Regions from separate parts of the Homo sapiens genome. Here regions 1 and 3 are each linked to region 2. The links are chromatin loops, found by intact Hi-C in ENCODE. Cell type or tissue: heart left ventricle. All regions are shown on one strand.

Region 1 (8,000 bases), 430 kb before region 2:
CTATAAACACTTCATACCAATAAATCTGACAATTTAGATGAAATGAACAAATTACTTGAAAGACATAAACTACCAATGCTCATTCCAGAAGACACAGATAAACTTGAATAGGCTAATGTCTACTAAAGTAACTGAACTAATAGTGGAAAAGCTTTCATTAAAGAAAACTCCTGGCCGAGATGGCCTTACTGGTATATTCTACTAAACATTTAAAGAAAAAAATATCTCCCAAGAGCTGGGAGAAAGAGCTGAGCTGTCAGGTGTTGGAGTAGCTGATCAAAGCAACAAGTCAAAAATGAATTAAGCCTTCAGGCATTGCATTGGTATAAGCAAGAGGCTAAAACCAGGGAAAGCACCAACTCTCTCTGTTCCATTTTTTCCCAAGGAACAACTCACTAGTCAAGAGTCAGCTGGATCCACACAGACATGAGGGTTGGTTCACTGTTGAAGGAGCTTGGAAAAAAAGGCTTTAGCAGTTTGATGGATCTTGGGGGTATGGGTGCAAAGGAAGGGGGCTAAGGGTGGAAAAGTACTGGGTAGTGAGTCACAGTGGAAAAAAATGTCAAGGTTTTTCCACTCCTTCTTGCATAAACAGGCCTTGGCAGAGGTGCCTGAAGAAGACCTTGGCCCATGGCCTCAGATAGAGAGACCTAAGAATGAAAGTGCCAGGACTCTCAATGCAAATACTGTTACAAGAGCATGACTAACAGGGGGCCCTGAGTCCTTGACTGCAACTCCCTTTAGAAACTGTAATGCATTGGCAGTACGCCAAGTCTGGTGTAGGGAGGGCAGCTTTTCCCCATGTGGCCTCCTAGGTAAAGTCTGTAATTGTTTATGGTCAGGTCTGAAACATCACACATAGGTTTTTAACCATAAGCTAGACTCTCATACCAATTCTACATGAAATCCTCCAGAAAACAGAAGTGTAAAGGACACCACCCCTCATTTTTGTCACCCCTCAATGACAGCAGCATTATCCTGATACCCAAAACATGGCAAAGACACGAAAAAACTACAATATCCCTCATGAACACAAACACAAAAATCCTCAAGAAAATTTTAGTAGATCTAATCTGCCACAAGAGAAAAAGGGTAATAAATCTATAATACCAAGTGGGGTTGAACCCAGAGATGCAAGGTTGGTTTAACAGTAGAAAATCAATCACCTAGTCCCCCATATCACTCGTCTAAAAACAAAACCCTTCATAGTTGAAAATGCATTTGACAAAATTTAACACCCATTCATGATACAAACTCTCAGAACAAGGAACAGAAGGGAATTTCCTCAAACCAAGAGGGCAGGAATTGGCAAATTTTTCCTGTAAAAGATTAGACAGTAAATATAGGCCTTATGGGCCAAACTATCTGTGTCACAACTCTAACTCTGCTGCTGTAGTGTTAAAGCAGCCATACACAAGATGTAAACTAATGAGCATGGCTATGCTCCAATAAAGCTTTATTTACAAAAACAGGTGGCATGCTGGATTTGTCACAGGTTGTAGTTTGCCAACTCTGCAATAGAGAGCATTAAAAAAAAAAAAAAAAGCAAATATCAGGCCAGGCACGGAGGCTCATGCCTGTAATCCCAGCACTTTGGGAGGCTGAGACAGGCGAATTGCTTGAATCCAACAGTTCAAGACCAGCCTGGGCAACATGGCAAAACCCCATCCCTACAAAAAATACAAAAATTAGCCAGGCATGGTGGCATGTTCCTGCAGTCCCAGCTACTCAGGAGGCTGAGGTGGGAGGATCGCTTGAGCCTAGGAGGTCAAGGTTGTAGTGAGCTGAGATCACACCACTGCACTCCAGCCTGGGTGACAGAGCAAGACTCTGTCTCAAAAATAAAATAATATAGAATAAAATTTTAAAAAAGCAAACATGACACTTAATGCTAAAAGACAAGTGAATTTTCTCCAATATCAGGAAAAAGGCAAGGATGTTCACTCTTAACACTTCTATTCAACACCACACTGGAAGCCCTAGAAAATGCAATACAGATAGAAAAAAGTATTGATTGTAAGAAAGACATAAAACTATATTTATAGAAACCATGTTTGTTGATGTAGAAAATCCTAGAGAATACACCCAAGAGCTTCTAGAACTAATAAATGAGTTTAGCAAGGTTGCAGGATACAAGGTCAATTATACAGCCTCCCTGCAAAACACTTCAGCTATATTTCTATATACTAGTAATAAAACATTAGAAAATGAAATTAAAAACTAGTCAAGCCTTGAGATGACTCTAGCCCTGGCCAATACCTTAATTGCAGCCTTGTAAAGGACCCTGAGCCAGAGGCCCCAGCTAAGCCCAGCCAAGATTCTTGGCCCATTGAAAAAGTGGGATAATAGGGTCTGTTGTTTTAAGCTGCCAGCTTTTAAGGTAAGTTGTTACGTAGCAATAGATAATACATCTAGTGTCACAGTAATACACCCAGTGTTGGTGAGTATAGGAGTCACTGAAGCACTCTCACATATCACTGAGGGGAATGCAAAATGATACGGCCACTGCAGATTAGTTCTGCAGCTTCCTAAAAAGTTAAACATCCACTTACCACGGGATGTGGCATTCCTACTCCTGTCCCCATAAAGACCTGCACTAGAATGTTCATGGCTGCGTTATTCATAATAACCCCAAACTGAAAACAATCCAAATGTACATCAACTGGTAAATCAACAAATTCTGACATATACATATAATGGGATACTATTCAGCAATACAAAGGAATAAACTACAACATGGATGCATCTCCAATGCACTATGTGAGTGAAAGGAGCCAGATTAAAAAGACTACATACCATATGGTTCTGTTTATATGAAATTCTAGATAATGTGAAACTTTACTGACTGATCAGTTTGCCAAAGGCTGGCAGTGGAGGGAGAAGGCTGACTGCAAAAGGGGAAGTAGGGAACTTTTGGGGGTGTTAGAAATGTTCTAGATCATGAGTGCAATGGTGGTTACACAGCTACAAACATATGTCCAAATGTACTGAATTCTTCATCTAAAATTGGTGAATTAGCTTTATTATATGTAAATTATACAACTGTACAACACATAATTTTATTGTATGTAAATTACACAAAATAATTTTATGCATTAATCTTCCTTTACAAAGAAAAAAAGATAATGACATCTTATCCATTTAATTAACCCTCGATGTGGTATATCTTTCCAACCCAACCTATCTACCCTTTTAGGTATGTTTCATTCACTGGTATTTTCAATTCAATCACCCAACAAATATTCTCTCCAGGATCTAATTATATAAAATTTTAGTTATCGTCTTTCACTTACTGTTATTACACAAGAGACAATTAAATATTTTTAAAGCACAATTAAGTTACATAAATGTGCTATCAGTAACAACTGTAAAAAACACTCTCTCATCAAAGGTCAAAACTCTACAAGGCAATAATCCCTGGTGTCAACTGTGCACCTGTGTACTGTTAGTCTGTGGCCAGTGTTACTGCAGTTTTATTATTTTCATAATAAATCCTATAATACTACCAAATGCTCATATGGGTACTTATCCTTATAATCTGCTGTACCTCCAGGTCCCTGAGGTAAAAGAGACATTTCCAATAGGGAGAATGAGAGTAAAAGCCAAGAGTATGTAGCCTTCAATGATCCTGTTTTATAATGGTCCTTTCTCATTGTTTCTACTTTGGCAAACTCAATTTTAAAAAGCACAGCTACCTTGAGATGTAATTAAGTACTTTCTACCAAGGTCAAACCAGTGGTATGTTAAAGTAGAGCACCTTCATATTCTACCTCACCAAACTTAGAGATGTACTAAATTTAGATTTCCAAGTCAAGCCAGCAAGATAAGACCTCTGGGGCAAACACTATCTCTGGACTTAACAATTATGCACAGTTCCTTTAACTTTCATGATCACTAAGATACAATTGAGAAGACCTTTCTTGCTGACTGGGGGGTTTAGAAGGGAGGAATTGAGTTTACCTGGGCACACTCTTCCAAAACCATGGCCGCATCAATGTGCTTCCTCTGCTCAACCAGCTTTCCTGTAGAGACAATAAGCAGCAGTTGACTACAAAGTTAAACAGATACTTTAGCTCAAGTGCTTCTTTAATATGTCTTTATTATGTATGAAACTATGTACTTTCTGAATTTCTGTGAGGGAATAGGTATATACACCACAGAGTCCTATCTTAAATGGCAGCTAGAATCTAAATTTAGCACAGGAATTGAAAATCATATACAGCCAAAATTAGCCTTGAAAGATGCTTCCAAAGCATGTATATGGGAAAATGACCTGGTATCTCTCACTAAACCACTTCGTCCCTTAACAGTAAGAGACCACTATTTCTTTGGTTGAGCACTAGATGGAGGTAGCTGACTTATGTTTGAGTCATGCAGTGTCTTTAGATCCTAGAATCACTCTCAGCCCAATTGAGATAAACCACAATGAGAGGCACAGAGAACCCAAGGCTTTCGAAGGAGCTGGTAGATTCCGGTCTCTCATTGCATGCTCACTCCAGTGCATATATCACTAAAAAAAGTAGGTAAAATCACCTCCACTATTTAAATAGTTACCTTTCTTTTGCTCTCTTGTGTAAACTGCCTACGTTAAATGTACACACAGAGTGACTCCAGTGTGTAACATTTCTCAAACATCTTTGACCACTGCCCTCCCCACCTACTTTTGCTAAACATCTGAGAAAAACTAGAAATACTCCCTCATAAGACATGGGAAATAGCAAGCTAAGAGCTGTAAAGAATAGAAGAGATCCAAGAACAGAGATAGAAGGTATAAACAACCAATATCATAAATTTCTAAAGCAGAAAGGAACAATGGAGACCGAACGAATAACTAAAAGGCCTGAAATAAGGAATTCTCGACATTTGTAAAAAGAGGCCAGCATGGAAACGGAGGGATTTGGGAAAGGCTAATAACCAGAAAAAGAAAAGTGATAATCCCATACACTGGTATAATCCCAAGAAAAAAAGAATACTGCAAATGACAAAGAAGGACTGGTACATAAATTTAACAAAATTTAACAGGATAGAGTTTGGAATTTTTTTAGGACTGCTTTTTATTTTTTTCTTTGAGATCTCAACAATATTTACAAGTTAGGGAAAAAAATATACCAGTCATTGCTTTACTTCAAGCACTGCTGAGATGACCAGAGCTTCTGCTCATCTCTTTTCATAGGTGTCCTTACCCTTTCCTCCACTCTGGTACTAGAGCCCCTGGTACCAGCCTCGCCTCTGGTTCGGGCAACCCTTGTCCCTGACGCAGCTAAACTGCCTTTGCTTTCAGAATGCTTCGACATTTGGCCTTTTATTTTCCCCACCTCATTCCTGGCTATTCCAACAACCTACTGTCTATAACAGAATGGACCCATCCAAAAATTCATCTTTACCTTCTTACAGGGCACAGCCCATCCAGCTACATGGCGTGGCCGAGATGGAATAGAAGGTGATAGTTTAACTTCCATCCAGGTCATTTCCAACTTAAAGGTAAATGTTTTACCATGATTCTAACTTCTCCCCACTCTCCTTCCTTCCCCACAGCTGTGGAGATAACCCAGCTACAACCATCTGCCTAAAAGGTTGCAGAGCCACACAACGGAAGGGCCTATAAATCCCTATGGGAGAGAGAAATAAACTTCTTTCCATATTGGGCCACTGCATTCTGGGACTCTTGCTGTAGTAGCTTATCCTTTAAAGCATTCTAAATTAATTTTTATCAGTGAGAACAAGACTGTCTCAGAGTATTCTGCCCTAAATTTATTTGCAAAATTACCAAACAAAAGAAATAAATTTTTTAAAACCTTTGTAGATGTAAACATATAAATGATTGTACTTACCTGCCAGAGTTCTGCCGAGGCCCACCAGCTGGTCTTTGGTAAAGTTAAGCTGGGCTGCCACACAGAGGGCTTGCTTCCAGTTGCCACATGTCAGAAAGGCTGAGAGAGCTTTCTCGTGGGCACCGCAACGGGCAAACATGAGCCCCGCTGGCTCATACATGTGCTCCTGCATCAGGTGCTCCCCATAAGCAATGCTGATATCCTGTGACAAGAGGAGATTTAGGACTGAGGAGGAAATATGACAATCATTTCTCTAAAGCTCCAGTGTAGCTGCCTTAGTTCCTATACTTGGAACTCCCTTGAAAGAATTACCTGGGAAAATCTTACAGTTGATCAGTTAGTACAGTCATTTTTTCATTCAAAACCTTACTGAGGATGTGCCATTTATTCACTCAACAAATAATTACTCTTAACTACATATGCACCATTCTGGGCAGTATGGATACTACAGCAAGGCAAAAAATAAAACCAAACAAATGAAAAACCATATAAGAACCACCACCAAGTTGCTGCTCTTATAGTAACAGAGGATGGACTTAGGGACAAAATATAGTCTATAGCATAATGGCAAACGTGAGTAAAGGGACAGAGGACAGTCTCCTTGCAGCTCTCAGGGAGTGTGAGCTCTAATGGCTGTCAGGAGAATAAACCACGTGATGAGATAGGGGGCACCAGGCAGAGGGCAGAGAAGGCACCATGGCCATGCAGCAGGAATGTGTATAGCAGGTCTGAGGAGTAACAGGACGGCCAGTGTGACTAGAGCAGAGAGAGTGTGGAAGAGAACAGAAAACAAGGGCAAAGAGGTAGCCACTGGCCAAATCCTCGATTCTCCAGGCTGGATGTTAGCCAGAGATTCAGAGAGGAATACAACATGGAGTCCCTGCCCTTAAGGAGCCCACAGCCTGGTGGAGGCGACAAACCAGCTAATCAGCAGTTTGACAAATGCAATCACCAAGGCGAGGGCAGGCTGCTCTGGGGGCTCAGTGTTTGGCGCCTGGTCCAGGAATGGCATTCAGGAGTAACCCAAGGGTTCTGATGGACAAATGGGGCTAAAGGAAGGCTGGTGGGTAGAGAAATGACAGAGGAATCACACGATGTGACATCTGTAGAACTACCTACAAGTAACTGGGAATGTGGACAGTGGCAGAAGCTGGTGCTAAAGAAGCTGGCAGGGGCTTGATCAAAGAAAGATGTGTATATTGTCTGAGGACAAACTGAAAATGGTGATGCTGGTGGCATGGTAGAGTGGTGGTTAATGGCATGGGCAGGGTGGTCAGGCAGCCTGGGCTCTGTATCCCAGGTCCAGCACTTTGTAGCTCTGGATCCTCAGGCAAGTTGCTTCCTCATCTACAAATTGTGTACAGCACCCTATGAGGCTGTTAAGAGGATCATATAACACATTTAACTTAGAAGCAAAGTGTGTGGTATATAAAAAAAGCTAAAGGGATGCTTTTTCAAGCAAACAAAAATTTCCCTTTATGCTGAAATATATGGGAAAGATCTGTACTTGTTAGGATAATCAGACTTACAGCAGTAAGGTTGGGCTAGAGGAGGGGTGGGAAAGAAGCAGGGAACCCCACGAGGAAGGTGCTGTGGTATTCCAGATGAGGAATCAGAGAACAGGTCAGGACCATTCTCCCAGATAAGAAGTTCAAATTGAGGCTAATTAGTTTTAAGATAAATTTTGAAGCCAAGGATGGTGTTATGAACTTAGGATCCTCACTCCTTTCCTACTAAAGCAAAAAGCAAAACCAGGAGAGCCTCATTTTCACATACCACATACCTGGTACTGTTGTGAGCTTGGTGAATATAACTTCAGAGCTTCGTTATACAAGTTTTTATCTTTTATCAAGTTTAAGCATTCTGGGAAGTACTCAGGTCCTGCAGGAAAAAGATTCACACAAAGACAGGCTTAAGACATGGGAAGCATAATGGACTTCATTTATACCAATGGTCACCAAACAAAATAAATGAGGAACTTTTTAAGACCTAAATAATCAGAGAATCTGAAGAATGGGATCCTGGAATTTGAATTTTTAATGAGCACCACTGCAGATTCTGAGGCAAGAGCAGCACTGATTGGGATCAGCATCCTACTTAAGAGTCCCAGCTTTCCAGCCCAGTGTTTTCTCAGCCTCCTTGAAAAGACATCACCTGGGAAGCTTATTA
Region 2 (8,000 bases):
ACAAAGATGGAAAGGAACAAAGTGAAACCAACCAGTTGCTATGCAGCAGGATAGGAATATGAAAATGTTTTTCTTTGAGATAATTTTAATGTTGTTCTACTAAGCACTTTTTAAAAACATCACCTACTTCTGATCTGAGTGTTGAATTATGGCCATCAAACCATTATGCACTCGAGTGAAATGACATTCAATGAGTCTAACTAAAGAAGTAAATCTGATCCCAAGTGGCCTACAAAGGTGGAAGCCCTTTGGGGGCTCAGGGGTCGCCATCCAGCTCGGAACCTCTGGGGCAAGCTCAGAGCCCTCCCACCCCCCTCGCCCAGCTGTGCTGTCAGAGACCTTCCCAGACCACAAATCAAGCTAGAGTCTGCCTTTACTAGCTATGTGACCTTGGACAAGTTTCTTAACCTGTCTGCTAAACCCTGATTCTTTCCTCTACAAATCAGGAATAACAACAGTAACCATCAACACAGTTTTTGTGAGGATTCAACAAGATAATCACCTAGATGGGGTCCCGACATCATCTTCATTTCAAAGGCAACTCACTCACTCACTCCTTTAAGATCCAGGCATACAGCCAGAACTCATCTGAATCCCCTACCCCAAGGAACCCGGAGCCCAGGGATGGGGCTTTTCTGACCCCCATCTTCCACGCGTTTCCACCTGCTGTTCCCTCCACCCAGACACAGCTGAACTCCTACACATCCTTTGGGGCAATTCCATTGTCACTCTGGGGACCAAACCTTCTCCAGCTGCCCGGGTGTGGTGGCTCACACGTGTAATCCCAGAGCTTTGGGAGGCCGCAGTGGGAGGATCTCCTGAGGGCAGAAGTTCCAGGCCAGCCTGGGCAATATAGTGAGACCCCAATGTTACCAAAAAAAGAAAAAAAAACCTTCTCCAACTCCAGCCCACACTTCAGTTGCTCACCCCCGGCACCACCCCATGTTGGTTTATGGGTATCTGTTTACTCTGTCTGCCCCTCAAGACTGGGAGCTTAAGAAACACTCTTCTCTCTCCGATACCCCTCCCCCATGCTTAATGTAGTGTAAGGGCTCAGTAAGCCTTTGCTGACTGAAGAAAACATATTGTGAGCAAACAAAAACATTTTGGAAAACAATTTAAAATAAACCAGAAATTAAAATCAGGTGGGACTAGTAAAATTAATCTAGCTCTAGAGAGAGGCCACAGAGGCTGCAGAAGGAGTGAGATTAGAGGGATTAGGGTGGTGGGGGGGCACACCAGGATGCTGCCCGGCTCCAGCCCCACTCTGCCAGGTCAGCTCTGGCTGGTAGCAGAGTCACAGGCATCCTGGGCTGGCGAGAGTCGAGACTGCCCCATAGCAGCTGCTTTCAGATGCAAGGGGACTCTGAGGTCACATCAACAAGACCTTTAACCTGCCAGCAAGAGAAAGTAATTGTGGTGAGGAGGGTCAGAGTGCCAGGCAGCTTGCTTCCTACCAAGGGAGGGGCAGCAGGCAGCACACAGCGCAGATGGCTAACAAGCACTGGGGGCTCCCCACCCCAGCTAAGAGTCCCAGGAAATGTAGAGAGGAGAGCCGAGGGCCTCACCCTAAAGAGATACAAGCTCCAAGTCGACCATCCTTATTCAACTGTGCTGAGGTGGGAGTAGACAGAGACTTCCATCAACCCACTTAAGTTCATCATTTTAAAAACATGTTTATATCTGAATATGAAATAAAGCACAGATGAATGCGCACCCCTATTTTAACAGTGTTTAATGAAACTGTAGATGTTGTTCCAACCTTTGTGTATTTTCAAATGGGTCTTCGATGAATGCATTGTAAACGAGAAATGAAAGGAGAGCACACACACGAACCTGGAAAACACACCCAGATGAATCAGCAGCTGACCCTGCCCTCAGGCAGCAGCCACGGGCTACAGGTGGAAACTGGAGTGCAGTTCCCACTGGAGGAGAAGGCTCCAGGCAGGGCAGAGAGAGGCCCGGGGAGGAGCCCACTCCCAGCCGGCCAAAGGAAGTCAAGCAGTGGGCAAGGATGGAACACGTGTTTTGAGGACAAATGGTAGGCGGAGGATTTCTGTGGTTGCCAGGCTGGATTTTTTTCTAAGTCCCCACGCAAGAATTTAAGGGAAGGCCCCACCCCCATCGACCTTCTGCTATTTCAAAACGAAACAGACCTGTGCCTTCATCCACTGCAGGGTACTAGGAACAGAATTCAATGAGATTATGCACGTGAAAGTGCTTAGCAAGTTAATATTTGTTCAGAGCCCTGTACCAGTGTAGGGTCATGTTACCGGCACTGGAGAGGCTAGGCTGCGGCCCCTTCCCCCTGCAGGCCAACCCCCGCCCCTTATTAACACTGACAAATCCAGCAAGTATAGAAGGGGAGTTAGTGCTCTTGCTTGTATCACGACACCCCCTTTGGGAAGGGTGTTCATTACCCCTCTCTCACCCCCCCCCACCTCAGCCTTTCTTTTAAAACAAAGAAGGCATATCCAAAAATAACACAAACTCATGACCCACTAGATATCCAAGGCCTCATTCCAGGTCTGAGAGGGGATGTGGGTGGGGCAAGTAGTGGAAGGCCACCTTTAGCCAATACCTACCCTACAGGGGCAAAAAAAGCAAGCCACCCAGAGCCCTGGGATAAGCCAGTGTGCCCATGGCAGCCAGAGCCTTGGGAAAGGGTAGAAATGAGAAGCTGTCTTCAACCTCCTGCGGGTCCCTTAATTCTTCCCAACCAAGAGTGAAGACAGCTCTATCTCAAACCTTCACCCTCCCCAACACACTCACCCAACTCCACCTGTGAGCTGCTCTACCGTTGCCCCCTTCTCCTAGCCAGGCCCTCATCACCCCTTACCTGACAAATGCAATGGCATGACTGGTCTCCAGTCCCTCCCCTAGCCCTCCACTCCACTGTGACAAAAATGGGCTCCCTAAAGTACAGGTCAAACCCCAGCTCAAAGACTGCCAACCCCCCTACCATTGCTACAGCAATGGTATTGCTCGCCCCATTGCTACAGCAGTTTATAATGCATGGTGTAGCTGCCTCTGTTCTCACAGTTCTAGGGCCAGGGTTTTTCACTGGCTGTGAAGAGACCACCTGCATCAGAATCACCTGGAGTAACTTGTTAAAAGTTGAGCTTCCTGATATACTGAATCAAGAAATTCTCGGGGTGTGCTCTGGGAATTTTAATGGAAGAAAAAAAATCCCAGATGAACTTTGTGAACACTGAAGTTGGGATCATTTTTTCCACTGTTTGGGAAAATCTGTTCTATTTCCAACTGCCAGGAATGTACCCCATCCCTCTTCCATGATCCTGTGTTAGGACGTGGGGTTAGTCTTCCCTCCCACTGCTGACCCTACGCTTGACACCTTCAGACGCTGACAATCAGGGTTCCCAAAGCAGCCGGTTCCAACTCTTTCACTGACTGACTGAAGGGAAGTCACTTTATAGCCACAGACCACAGCTTCCCAGTTTCTCCAATGGGCCGGGGAGGTGCTGTCCAGGGTCCCCTTCAACTCCAAAATAAGCCATATGACCTTTATGTTGTATCATGTATGTTATGTGAGATCAGAGGTTTCAGTCCTAAAATTCTAAAAACCTGGATTCTCCTGTTTTTGCTGAAAAAAACATCACTTTTCACATCCAAAGTGAAACTTTTAAAAAGCATTTCTCATACTACATCCAACTTCCAATTTCCACTAAAGAAGAGCCAAGCAATGGTTAGCCTGCCTGGCACAGCATTTTTTTTTTTAATGTCTATTACTAGAAACTTCTTCAAATCTTTCCAAAGTTCAAAGTAGAGGAAGGAGAGGTTTCTAAGATTACAACCTACTAGCAACCTTTCAGCACTCTGTTGCACCATGAGGCCTTCCCGTCACCAAATCCTCCCAACATCCCCATTTGAAAGATCAGGAAGTCAATGGCTCAGAGAGCTGCAATTGCCCAAAGCTGCAGAGCCAGGGTGCAATATGCAAAGGTAGATCTTCGAATTCTGAAATCCTCCATGTTTACACTGGACCACAATGAGTCAATGTTGAGTTCCAGATGCAGGGGAGGCAAGTGCACCAAATGCAACAATGGCCCATGGGCCGTTCCCTCCAAAGCATGGCGGGAGTGCTAACTGGCCGACCGCACATCCTAACAGCTTTCCACACTGAGCACACAGGGCAACGGGAGGCGGGGCTGAGCAACAGCCACACGAGCAAAAGCGATGCCAGGGATTTAGTCAACAGAGAGCTAATATGAGTCAACAGTGGGTGCCGCTGCCAAGCACACTAATGGGATCTTCAGCTGCATTAATAGAAGGAAAGCGTCTAGGGCAGGCCGAGGGAGGGAGTCCTGCCCTGCTCTGACCAGACCACACCTGAGGGTTGGGCAGGGCTGAGCTAGGCTAAGGAGAGGGAGGTGCTGTCGAAGGCAGGGCCAGGGTTTCTGAAGAGGACTGGCTCAGGCTGGCACTCTGGTTGGTAGGGCGAGCAAGGGCTCATCTGGAAGTTGGGTTTGTACAGCAAGTCCACTTTAGACTGCATGTTATAGATTTTTTTAAAAAGATCCTTTTATTCACATTTTATTTTATCAAAGACTGGAAAGCTGCTGACTATCCATAGCAAAGACTAAGAACACCCAGGGGCCAAGCGCAGTGGCTCATGCCTGTAATCCCAACACTGTTAGGGGCTGAGGCAGGAGGATCGCTTGAGCCTACACGTTTGAGACCAGCCAGGGCAATACAGTGAGACCCCATGTCTATAAAAATAATTTTTTTAATTAGCCGGGTGTAGTGGTGCACAACCGCAGTCCCAGCTACTAGAGAGGCTGAGGTGGGAGGATTGCTTGCGGCTAGGAGATTAAGACCGTAGTGAGCTGTGGTCGTACTACTGCACTCCAGCCTGGGTGACAGATGAGACCCCATATCCAAAAAACAAAACAAAAAAAAGAACACTCAGGGATGCTAGGTGACTCAACCTATCACCAGAGAAGGGGGCTCCAAGCCCTGTCAGAAGAAACAATTGCAGCTACTTTTCTCTTTATTATATACAACAACTGGCCTGTGGCTTTGCCAAGGGACACTGGATCTGAGACCCCATAATCTCAAGTGTCAAAGTCTCCTGGAAGTCCTTCCGATTCCCCCATCCCATCCGGCCACAGCACCCTGTCTGGGTGTGCCAGTCATATCACTTAGCATCACCCAGAATAAAAGAAACGTGTTTTCACCTGCGTTTCCCAAGAGCCTCCAGGCCACATCTCATTCACCTTTGTGTCTGCAGCACACAGCTTGGCACATTGGAGACGCCCAATAACTGTGGTCTGGACTGGACTGAGGTGCCACAGCACGGTCACACTGAGGGTGTTATTGTGTTCCAGACAATTTCAGAACACAAGCATCCTAACTAGGGCTAATAAAAAGGTTTATGACAGCACATAGCCAACTTTTAGGAGGTTGAGCAAAGGAATTCTCAAGGCTAACGCCGCCTGAGGGTTTTTATTACAAAGGAGACATTTAGCCTGGCAATGTCCCTGGGTGCCTGAGAAGCCAGCTTGGGGTATCACGGTCAAAGGTAAATCCTATCTTGCGACAAGCAGCAAGGCAACACCAGGGCCCAGGAAGCGGTAAAAATCCAGGAACACAAAAGAGAATAATGACAAGCAGGGCCAAATGTCAAAAAGGACAGCATAAAGAGTGAGCCCAGTGAAGTGGGTCTGAGGAGCAGCAAATGCTACAAATGCATTGGGGAGCTGGCCGCCTGGCGTTAACCTCGTAACTCAGAATTAATTACAGGAGCACACACTCAGATCTGGGAAGATTAGTGTAGGAGACTGTGATGCAGTCCTAATATCTAATAAATCTTTAAATCGATGAGCTGTGCCCACTGGCGATTTTTCTTCATCTTTCCTCCCTGAGAGCTCACGTGACACAAGCCAGCATTTGCTTTTTATCTGCCTGTGGACAGGGGGCATATACGTGTGTGTGTGTGTGTGTGTGTGTGTGTGTGCACGCGCATAAATACAATGTGGGCTTCACTAAGTCACATCATAGAGGAATCAAGAAATTTGCCGTCCTGGGAATACCTGGGACAGGGGAATTCTTTTGTCAAGCAGCCTTTTATAAAGTGAAGAAACCTTTTAGGATGCAAATATCCCCTTCCCCCACCAGGCTCCAGTGAGGGCTACACTGGCTGGAATCAGTCAGCCTTCCTGTCCCAACCTGTTCGTTTGTGTACCTGTTTGGGTCTATTCACCATGCACACCACTTAAGCCTGTCTCATGGAGCTGACAAGCAATACATTTTATAAACGAATCATCCCCAGGGAACAGATGAGAAAACCACCGGCAAGGAGCACTGTCAAACTTCCCAAGGATAGCATTCCTTTCCCAGATCCGAGATGCAAACTACGCCACATCCTCTCCTAACACAAGCTGCCCACTCCAGAGGCAGCCTGCTCCCCTCTCCTCCTCCCCGGCTCCTCAGGCCTCCTCTCCCAGCTGAATAAAAAGCTGGAGAGCCTCATTGTTGGGGAACAGTAACATTTTTATGCTATTTTAAAGGCAACAGCTCTAAGCACCCGAATGTTGGCTCCTTTTCCATCAATAAAAAGGCCCCAAAAGGGTATTTTCATAGCAAAATGATATCTTATGGAGAGCACAAAGAACCACAAAAATAAAATTGCCATAAATTGAAACTGTCTCGAAATTCAGCCTACACCGGGAAGCGTTAAACTCCAAGCCAGGCAGGCTCTGATTTTCCCATCTGAGACCCTTTTCACATGTTCCTAGTTCTCTCATGAAGTCCAAACATTTCTCCCACCCGGGAAGGCCTATATACTTCCTTGGAAGTCCGGGTATGTTATTTCTTCCCTTGACATCCTCGAGATGATCTGTAACATTCATCTAAAGCTCAATTACCGCTGTGTCCTCAGTCACACCCAGAAATTCCCGAAGGCACCGTCTGCCGCAGCGCCGGGTGCACAGTGGGCGCCCGATTAATGTGTGGTTTGATTTGATCTGATCTGGCCCCTTCAGCCAGGAAGACTCACTGGTAACTGGACGCCCTGCAGCGGACCGCAGCGCCGGCCCAGCTCTCAGCTGGCGCGGGGCGGGGGTGCAACCACCTGTGGGCGGGTGCCCGGGACGCAGGCCCAGGCGCCGCCGCCCTGAGGTGCCCCGCCGACCCCACGCACGGTGCCCAAGGGAGAAAGTCAGGCGCGCCTGGCCCCCCGGGCACCCCGGGGTCGACTCCCAGCGCCCCAGCAAAGGGCTCTGCCGGTGCAAGGCAGGCAGGTCTGAGACAGCCGACTCTAGAGTTAGCTCCCAAGTCACCCTACCCGCTGCGAGGAGGCTGCGGGGCAGATGGGGCTCAGGGAATGGGAATGGGGTGTATCCAGAAGGGATCAGCAGAGAGCAGAAATGGTCTAACCCCCGCCTCCCAAACTTGGGGCGCCTGCCGAGCAGCAAGCGAGGGGATCTCCTCTCTGCTGTCTCATCAAGGCCTGATGGCGAGTTTGAGGGGGGACAAGCTGGACACCCCAGGACGGCCTCACATTGATTTGAGATTTTCTACCCAATAACCCAGTATCAGGAAGACCCCTGCTGGAAGCTAGGGACGGAAGGGGAGCGCCGGCCACCCACACCAGGGGGGGCGGGGTCTCGGGACTTGGGGACCGTGTGTACTGGGGAGGGGGCGAGGCCCCAAGGACTAGGTGGGCGCCAGAGAAATCGCAACCCCGCGGCGCAATGTGCCAAGGAGGGGGCACGGGCCAAAGGTGGGGCCCCGGAAGAGACCGGGACGGGGTGGCCCAAGAAGAAAAAGGGTTGAGGAGTGCTCGGAGAAGAGGATGGGGGAGGGGATCCCCAGGGAGGTGCAAGGGAAGCGCCCCCGATGCAAGCACTGGGGGAGGGGGAGCTGCCTCCAGGGGCGCGAGGTGCCAGTGCCCCAGACTGGCCCCGTCACTCACCGGCAGGTCCACGCTCACTTCGGTCCCGTCGAGCAGGAAGACGCGGCAGTAGAGGGTGGCCTTG
Region 3 (8,000 bases), 51 kb before region 2:
GGGGTAGAGGAAAGCCACTTGCTAAGTGGGTGAGTGGCCGGAGTGCGGAGGCCACGGCCATGTTCTCCAAGCCATGCCTGTCGTTATAGCACTTGCCATAAAGACTGTCATATCAGAAAAATACATCGGAAGCACTGAGCACTGTATTTGGCACAGATGGCTATAGATGACATTACCATCAACTCTACCACCAGTTTAAAGGTTCTGCCTTTAAAGTTCTTGGCGGGGGTGGGGTGAGGGGGGTCTCTCCAATTTCAATAATTCAACTCACTCTGCACTTACCAAGCATCTACTATATGCCAAGTCCCCATTAGATAATAAGAATTAAGAGTCTGGGTGAGGTTGCTCATGCCTGTAATCTCAGTGCTTTGGGAGGCTGAGGTGGGAGGATCGCTTGAGGCCAGGAGTTCAAGACAACAGGAATTAAAAGGTGACTGAAGAATAGAAGTTTCAGGTAATGGGAGCATCCTACGGTCATTAAAAACCATCTCTATGAGTGTACACATGACAAAATACACATACTAAAAATACCAAGTAAAAAAAATTATACAAAAATTTGCAGATGACTGATCAAAATAACATTTTCAAAAGTCCACTCAAAACTCATAGCTAGAAATTCTGGTTGCCTGTGGGTGGTAGGACAGTGGGTTCCTTCCTTCCTTATGCTTGTCTTATTGGTGGGTTGTTGTCCTGATATTCTGTAGTAAGTGTGTACTAATTTTATAATTTGAAAAAACCTCTCAGTTCCACTTTTAAAAACTGGCCAAATACAAAAGTGAGAAGTCAATTCTCATTATGGTATTCATAAGTAATTACTAATTATGAATGAATATGTCATAATCCATAATCCAGTAGAAGCTGATGAACATGCTGGCAAATGAGTGCACAACATATGTCTATCTGATGTACTAATGAAATCCCGGATATGCAGTTACACATTAGTATTCTCTTAATTAGTGCTAGAGACTTTAGCAAGTGTTTCTTCTGCATCCGAAACTACACACCACCAGGGCATCACACAGATAAACGGCCAATGCTGACAATCATGCAGGCAGACCTCTTACCATCCAGTTCCCACTCACATGCAAAAATACCCTTTGCACCCCACCAGTCCTGACATTAATGCTTCCAGTCTGACCTCTCTGAGTGAGCCAGATTCAGGTACTCAAGAACCTGCTGGAGCTTCTAGAACCTCTTAGTCAAGGGACCCAACACAGACCATTTCCTCCACCAGAGTCCACCTCTTCTAACCTCTATCCATCCCCAGAAACAGCCTGAGAATCATCTCAAACTCCTCCCTCAACACCTAAGTCTAATCACCAAGTCCTTCTCCTTGTACTGCCAATGCTATTTCTTGGTGTGTGTGGGGGTGTGTGTGTGTGTGTGTGTGTGTGTGCAAACCCCTGCCCTAGTTAGTTTCCTTTCCCTTCTATTACAGCAGCACCTCCTCACTGGACTCCCAGTCCCAGTCTTGGTCCTGCTCTGATCCCTTCTCCCCATATAGCCAACGTGGCCTTTCTAAAGTGCATATCCGGCCAGGCCTGCTCCCTCTTAAGAGCTTTCAAAGGTGTCACTGCTGACTGCATGAAATTCTTTCTCTTTAAATGGGGCCCGAGGTCATCCACCTGTCCAAATGCTTGAACTTCACTCTGTAGCATCACTCAACTGCTGCTAACCTCTCTGCACTTTTGTGCCTTGGTTCCTTGACTCATGGTCTTCTCATCCCCACAATGGGCCTTCCTTGTCCAAACCTCCTGCACGTCTCTGTTCCTGAAGGAACTGCACTGCAGTCCTTGCTACTCCTTGCCTTCCTCACTGGACTGCACGCCACTTGGGGACAGAGACCGTGTCATATTCATTTATATCCCCAAAGCTAAGCACTGGGCCTGGTATACTGTGGACACTCATTTGTTGAAATAAAAAGCAATAACATTAAAATGCTAATTACTACTAAAGATTAATGTACCTTGTAGACAGAGAGCAGCTAATTCCACAGCTGTTTCATAAGGGCATTTCAATCTTGAAAAAAATAAAATGAAATTAATTCGAAATAGGAACTTAAGTACAACCATACAAAATGTCATTAAAATCATTTTTCAAAAGGTAGCGCTATTTAGATAATGACTTGTATTCTTAGTCATATTTTTGCTGTCTACATTAAAGAATGCAACAAGCGACTTGCACTACAAATTTCCCAAAGTCAATTCTCATCATAGGGCAAAATAACCCAATGTAGGTATAGTTTCTATCAATCGTGTACAATTTTACTGAATTTGGCAAGAATGGAAAAGTTTGGAAAACAGAATGAAAAGTATTCCCTTTGCCTTATTATTTTTAAACATATTTTAAATTTATTTTATCTTGATATAGTACATGCATCTTTTTTAAAGCTGCCTTCAAATCTTTCTTGAAACAAGGTCATAGCGTTAAAAATAAACACACAGACACCATATCGAACACTGCCAGCATGGCTGGATACACTCAGCATTCTAAGTCTATCTAAGGCACAGCCATAGAAGAGTACTACTGCAAATTCAGTGATCTCATTCATACGTAATATTTCAAATTTGGTTAGAAAAACAATAATGACATACATTGGTATAGCACTTCATAGTTTTCAAAGCCTTTTCATTTATATTATCCAATTTGGTCAATGCATCAAGTTTGTAAACCTTTAGGATAGGTGTTGCCAGTGAGCCCCCCCGACCCATCTCCCATTATATAGATGAGGAACTCAGTGTTAAGGGCTCTTGCCCCAGGTCATCCAGCTGGAAAGGAGCAATGTTGGGACTTGAACACCATTCTGCTTTTAAATACAAAGCAGGCTAAACTGCATGTAAACTACAAAGTACTGTACAAATGCAAGGTGTTGCCATTAATATTTTTCCAAACCGAAGACAATTTCTAGAGTTACACAGCCTTTAGTATGAGGAGCACAGTATGGAGAGAGAGAGGTAGAGAGAGAGAGAGAGAGGGAGAGAGGATTAAAAAAAAGTACACACACTCATAATACACACACCAACCAAAGGTCTGTATTGCACGGCTGAATAAGGCAAATGTATACACTGTACAATCTACTTGTTCTATTGGTCTATGGAGTACATTTCACTGAGGTTTTTATAGCACATATTCTATGGAGAGTTTGCAAATTCGGAAATTACATATTTAATTTCCTTCAGATTATATTCAAAATCAGAACGTATTCTTTTCAATAGCAGGGGTTACTTTTTAGACTCAATATAGCCTTAGTTTTTCATGTAATAGAAAATATTCAATACAGATGCTGAAAAATGACACAGTTATAAGAGCTATGCCTGTTGAAACCTCTTATCTTTACGGTAAATTAAGACTGCATGCGAAATCAACCACTTCAGTGCCAATGCTTCTTATACTCAATGATCACTGTGTGCTGCCAGAGGCCTAGTATTTCAAAGCCATTTTTAAGAGGAGAAAAGGAAGTGAGATGAGATGTCTAAAACTTTCTACTGGAATCAGAACATAACCTCTTTCCATTACATATATGCAGATGGTGATGAATGACACTTTTTGACTGTCCAAATACTTGTAAGTGTATACATACTAATAACGTATCTTGCTTGCAAATACGACAAAAGCCATTATGAATGGGACAGTGATGTGATCAGGGAGAGAGTTATTCCCAAATACACATCACTTAAGATATTAAATGGTCTTGGAAATGCTTCAAGCCATATAGTAATCATTTAAAATAGGATGATAATGACAGTGATACAAGTATTAGACTCACTTTACAATGCCTGGTGCACTTTTTTTGAATTTTGAAAAGGGAACAAGGGTAAAAGAGTTAAAACAGTGAATTATTTTGAAATACACTATGATCTATCCTGGGTTAAGAGTTAGAACAAAAACATACTTACTTTCCAGAAAGAATGTCATGCCTGAGTTGTAAAACAAACAGGTACCTGACAAACATATACAAAAGTCAACAGAGGGTAACTCTTTCCCAGCTGCTCCCAATCCCCAGCTTCCCACTGCAAACCCCACCCCACACACAGCATGGAGTTTTGCATTGTAAAAAAGGAGTCCAAATCAAATGAGAACTTTGGTGGAAGCATCTCCTCTTGGGTCTCCAGGAAGGCATCCCAGAACCACGCTAGGAAGGTGAGTGCATGTGGGGAACTCGCAAGATACTTGTAGGATGGAACGTGATACACGTCATGGTCCAATGACGGCCTCCACAACCCCCTCCGTGCTGGAGAAGAGAGCCGAACGTGGCACATGGGCATGCAACATGTCCAATAACCCAGGCAGGGTGGGGCCGCGGGGTCTGGCTCTCAGCCAGCTCCACCAGCGGATTCCAGATCTGCTGCGGTGGATTGTAACAAAAAGTTTGCAGCTGATTCTAGTCAAAAAACCACTGGGGGTTCTTTTCCCCTGATGCAGTGTAACTGCAGACTCTTTTAAAACACAAAACAGGCACAGCACACAAACACACACACACACACACACGAAACAAGAAAAATCCTGGCACTGGACTGCAAATGGTTAGAGGGGTAACAAAAAATGAGAAAGAAGCCAGCAAATAACACGCATGGGGTTTACTCAAGTAAAAAAATAAATGTCTTGGCTTAAATAAGAGGGGTATCTTTTGTTTGTTTTTTACCAGGAGGATGTAGGCATCAGAACCACTCACAATGCTTTGTAAAAACCAAAACTGCCTGTGCTCTGCTCCCTACCTACGGAAACAGAATCCTACACACAAGAGTGGCCCCCAGGAATCTGAGCTGTTCAAAAGCTTCCCAGGTGTTTCTGATTCACACAACCTGGGTTAAAAACCAATCGCTTTGATGACAGCTAGAAGCAGCATTCATAGAGGACTCTGAGGAGCAACACTAGAATGACTGTTCGCCAGAAATCAAGGAGATCGGGCGTGCTGAAGGTTCTAGTACATTCCAGAATGTTCCTGCTTCCTGACAGGTGTTTGGCCACCACTGAACTTCACTTCTGAATGTCAGGATACCATCTTGTATACTCATCTCACAAGAGACACAGTATAAACATGGCCAGAACTCTTGATTCCTATAAGAAAAACTAACCATAGCAGCCTAGCAGGAGCCTGGGTAACAGGGCAAAACGCTGTCTCTATTTTAAAAAATACAAAAAATTAGCCAGGGGTGGTGGCACACACCTGTGGTCCCAGCTACTAGGGAGGCTGAGGTGGGAGGATCACTTGAGCCTGGGAGGTTGAGGCTGCAGTAAGCTGTGATCACGCCACTGCACTCCAGCCTGGTTGACAGAGCCAGACCTTGTCTCCAAAAAAAAAGCCCAGGGGAAATGGTGATAACCAGTCAGTCTTTAAGGCATTATTTAGGGGTCATCTCCCTAAGAACCACCCAGCAGCCTACATAGCCTATATGTCACCACTGCAGTCCATCACACAAACAACGACAAGGAGGCTCTGGGGATATCAAAAGCAGGAAAAGGCTTTGTAGAGAATTTCACTGATGGAAAAGGGTAGAGGGAAACTCCACATTTAAAATGTTACTCAAATTTTCTTTTTCTTCTTCCCTGTTTCTGAAGTCCAAGACATAGACATGGGCAAACAAAACAAAAAAGAAATTCAGGCCGGGCGCAGTGGCTCACACCTGTAATCCCAGCACTTTGGGAGGCCAAAGCGGGTGGATCACTTGAGGTCAGGAGTCTGAGACCAGCCTGGCTAACACAGCGAAACCCTGTCTCCAGTCAAATATATAACAATTAGCAGAGTGTGATGGTGTGCGCCTGTAATCCCATCTACTCGGGTGGCTGAGGCAGGAGAATCGCTTGAACCCAGGAGGTGGAGGCTGCAGTGACCCAAGATCATGCCACTGCACTCCAACCTAGGCAACACAGCAAGATTTTGTTTCAAAAAAAAAAAAAAAAAAAAAAAAAGAAATTCAGGGGAGTTAAAAGATAACATGAAGGGATTTTAACAACTTTGCTATAATTACTCTGTTTTTCTTAAAGAGGTTCCTTGTATTGTAACAATCAAGAGAATATTTTGCAATCTCTTAAAACATAAGATGGCGATTAAGGACTGAGAAATGCTTTTCCAATATCTGCCTTCCCTTTTTGTAGTTGAGATAAAAATAAAACGCCGCAGAGCAACCAATTAATTTACCCAGGGTCCAAGAAAATAGAAGTGTGACAAGAAAATGTATCTTCTAATTTCTATTCACTCAGAAAAATGTCAAATTAAGCAAAGTTGTGGATTTTTAACGGAACACGGAAGCACCGGAAAAGTACTAATAACTCTTGCTGAGAAATAGACAGCAGACAGAAGAAGAGGCAAACCCACAATTGAGAAGAGCCATAAATGACATGTAAGGCAAGCCCTGCTGGGCGGGAGCTTGTTCTGCATCGTGGCCTACCTTGTAAACTCCTCACGAAGGTTGTTTGGTTCTGAAGAATAGTATTTAACTCGAAAGTGTAAAGCATAAGCAGGTCCAACTAAACATTTGGAGATGGAAGGTTGAAGATGTTTTTCCCCCAGTTTTGAAGATCACAGGATGGACAAAAGGGAAAGCACGTTAAATCTATAACATTTAGCACAACATCAGGACAGCATAACTGGGCACGCGACACTAGCCAATTCTTTTCAGTCCTCATCAGGGAAACTGAGATGGATGGACTTTTGTGCTGACTAAGATAGTTTAGCTAGTAACCTCATTCCAGGAGAAAAACCCTAGTGATTTAGACAGATTACTAAAAGCTGACATTTTATTTTCACCCCTGATGCCACAATACTCCAAACTGACAGCTAGTTTTTACAAAGTACAAAGGCTAAAGGAAAGTGATGCAAAGTGTTCTGTTCTCTAAAAATACTTTAAAGTACTTTTAAGAGAATATGAATTTTTAAAAATTACCCAAGCATAAACAACATTAAAAAATGTGGTTTCCACACCTGTACATTGAGAAAGCTGTAGCAGACTATCAAAGAGCCCTCCTACTCTCTCATCCTCTGAGTCTATGTTGTAACTCATTAGAAGTAGATATAATAGGTATAAAGCTGAGTTTCTGAATAGCAGGTTAATCAGTTCTCATTGGCAGAGGCGTCTGATTTCAAATGAGAGCACAGTTGGTTTTTCAATATCCACTAAACATTTTTATTCAAATTTTAAACTCTCATCTTTGGCTAGCCTTAAGAAATTAAAAATCATCCACTTAATACCGAATTGATTTTTAAAATGCTTCCAAGTTCTAATGAAAACATAACACCTCAAAACACTGGCAAAGGAGTTTACTCTCAGAAAAAAAATAAATGAGTGAGCTAAATTCTGCTTACTTACTTTTCATCTGCTTTTTTATGGGTTTGGCATGATCCAGCCAGTGCTGAAAGAAAGAAAAAAAGTTTCTTTAGGAATAGTTCATCAGCAAGGTTATTCAGCCCTCACAGTTACCCTCCTCTAAAAGCCTTAGTAATTCTACCCACAAAAACCAGGGTTTGGATCATATCATGGGTTCTTAGGCTGGGAATCTGCAAACTGCTTGGGATGGTATAAAAAATTCAACGTTGGCCGGGCGCGGTGGCTCACGCCTGTAATCCCAGCACTTTGGGAGGCCGAGGCGGGCGGATCACGAGGTCAGGAGATCGAGACCATCCTGGCTAACACGGTGAAACCCCGTCTCTACTAAAAATACAAAAATTAGCCGGGCATGGTGGCGCGCGCCTGTAGTCCCAGCTACATGGGAGGCTGAGGCAGGAGAATGGCGTGAACCCAGGAGGCGGAGCTTGCAGTGAGTCGAGATCGCGCCACTGCACTCCAGCCTGGGCGACAGAGCGAAACTCCGTCTCAAAAAAAAAAAAAAAAAAAATTCAACGTTTATGCATATATGTGCATTTTTCTGGGGAGGGGACTCCCTAGTTTCTGGAAGTTTTACAAAGTGGTGCCTGAAAGAACATAAAACCCCTTAACCAATTGATCAGCAGAATCACCAACTGCCTTTTCCTTCTGAGTTTCTCAAGTTACAGCCAATCTTCT

What was found. A loop is a pair of places that touch in the nucleus more often than their neighbours do. Peaks named below come from ENCODE experiments on the same cell type or tissue, not always from the same donor. Only the 100,000 strongest peaks of a DNase experiment are listed, where the experiment ranks them.
Region 1: a loop joins it to region 2, with 15 times the contacts of the local background. A loop is called at or near these places in 18 of 110 quality-filtered maps.
Region 3: a loop joins it to region 2, with 2.7 times the contacts of the local background. A loop is called at or near these places in 15 of 110 quality-filtered maps.

Annotation. Positions count from the first base shown.
Region 1 is chr9:108,885,372-108,893,371 of GRCh38, forward strand. It overlaps ELP1 (elongator acetyltransferase complex subunit 1), which reads right to left. Exons shown (of 37, transcript NM_003640.5): 27 at 7,615-7,712; 28 at 5,832-6,033; 29 at 3,961-4,022. Among named protein-coding and RNA genes, the nearest start is that of ACTL7A, 27 kb to the left of the region's middle. In heart left ventricle, a CTCF peak has its summit at 4,337 (motif pointing right); no DNase peak of the experiment used is centred here; H3K27ac peaks cover 858 bases.
Region 2 is chr9:109,312,205-109,320,204 of GRCh38, forward strand. It overlaps EPB41L4B (erythrocyte membrane protein band 4.1 like 4B), which reads right to left. Exons shown (of 26, transcript NM_019114.5): 1 at 7,937-8,000. Among named protein-coding and RNA genes, the nearest start is that of EPB41L4B, 4.9 kb to the right of the region's middle. In heart left ventricle, no CTCF peak of the experiment used is centred here; DNase peaks (open chromatin) are centred at 4,234, 7,682 and 7,963; H3K4me3 peaks cover 1,232 bases; H3K27ac peaks cover 801 bases; H3K27me3 peaks cover 1,636 bases.
Region 3 is chr9:109,261,084-109,269,083 of GRCh38, forward strand. EPB41L4B (erythrocyte membrane protein band 4.1 like 4B) reads right to left here. Exons shown (of 26, transcript NM_019114.5): 3 at 7,308-7,350; 4 at 6,390-6,468; 5 at 3,897-3,941; 6 at 1,967-2,019. Among named protein-coding and RNA genes, the nearest start is that of EPB41L4B, 56 kb to the right of the region's middle. In heart left ventricle, no CTCF peak of the experiment used is centred here; a DNase peak (open chromatin) is centred at 4,288.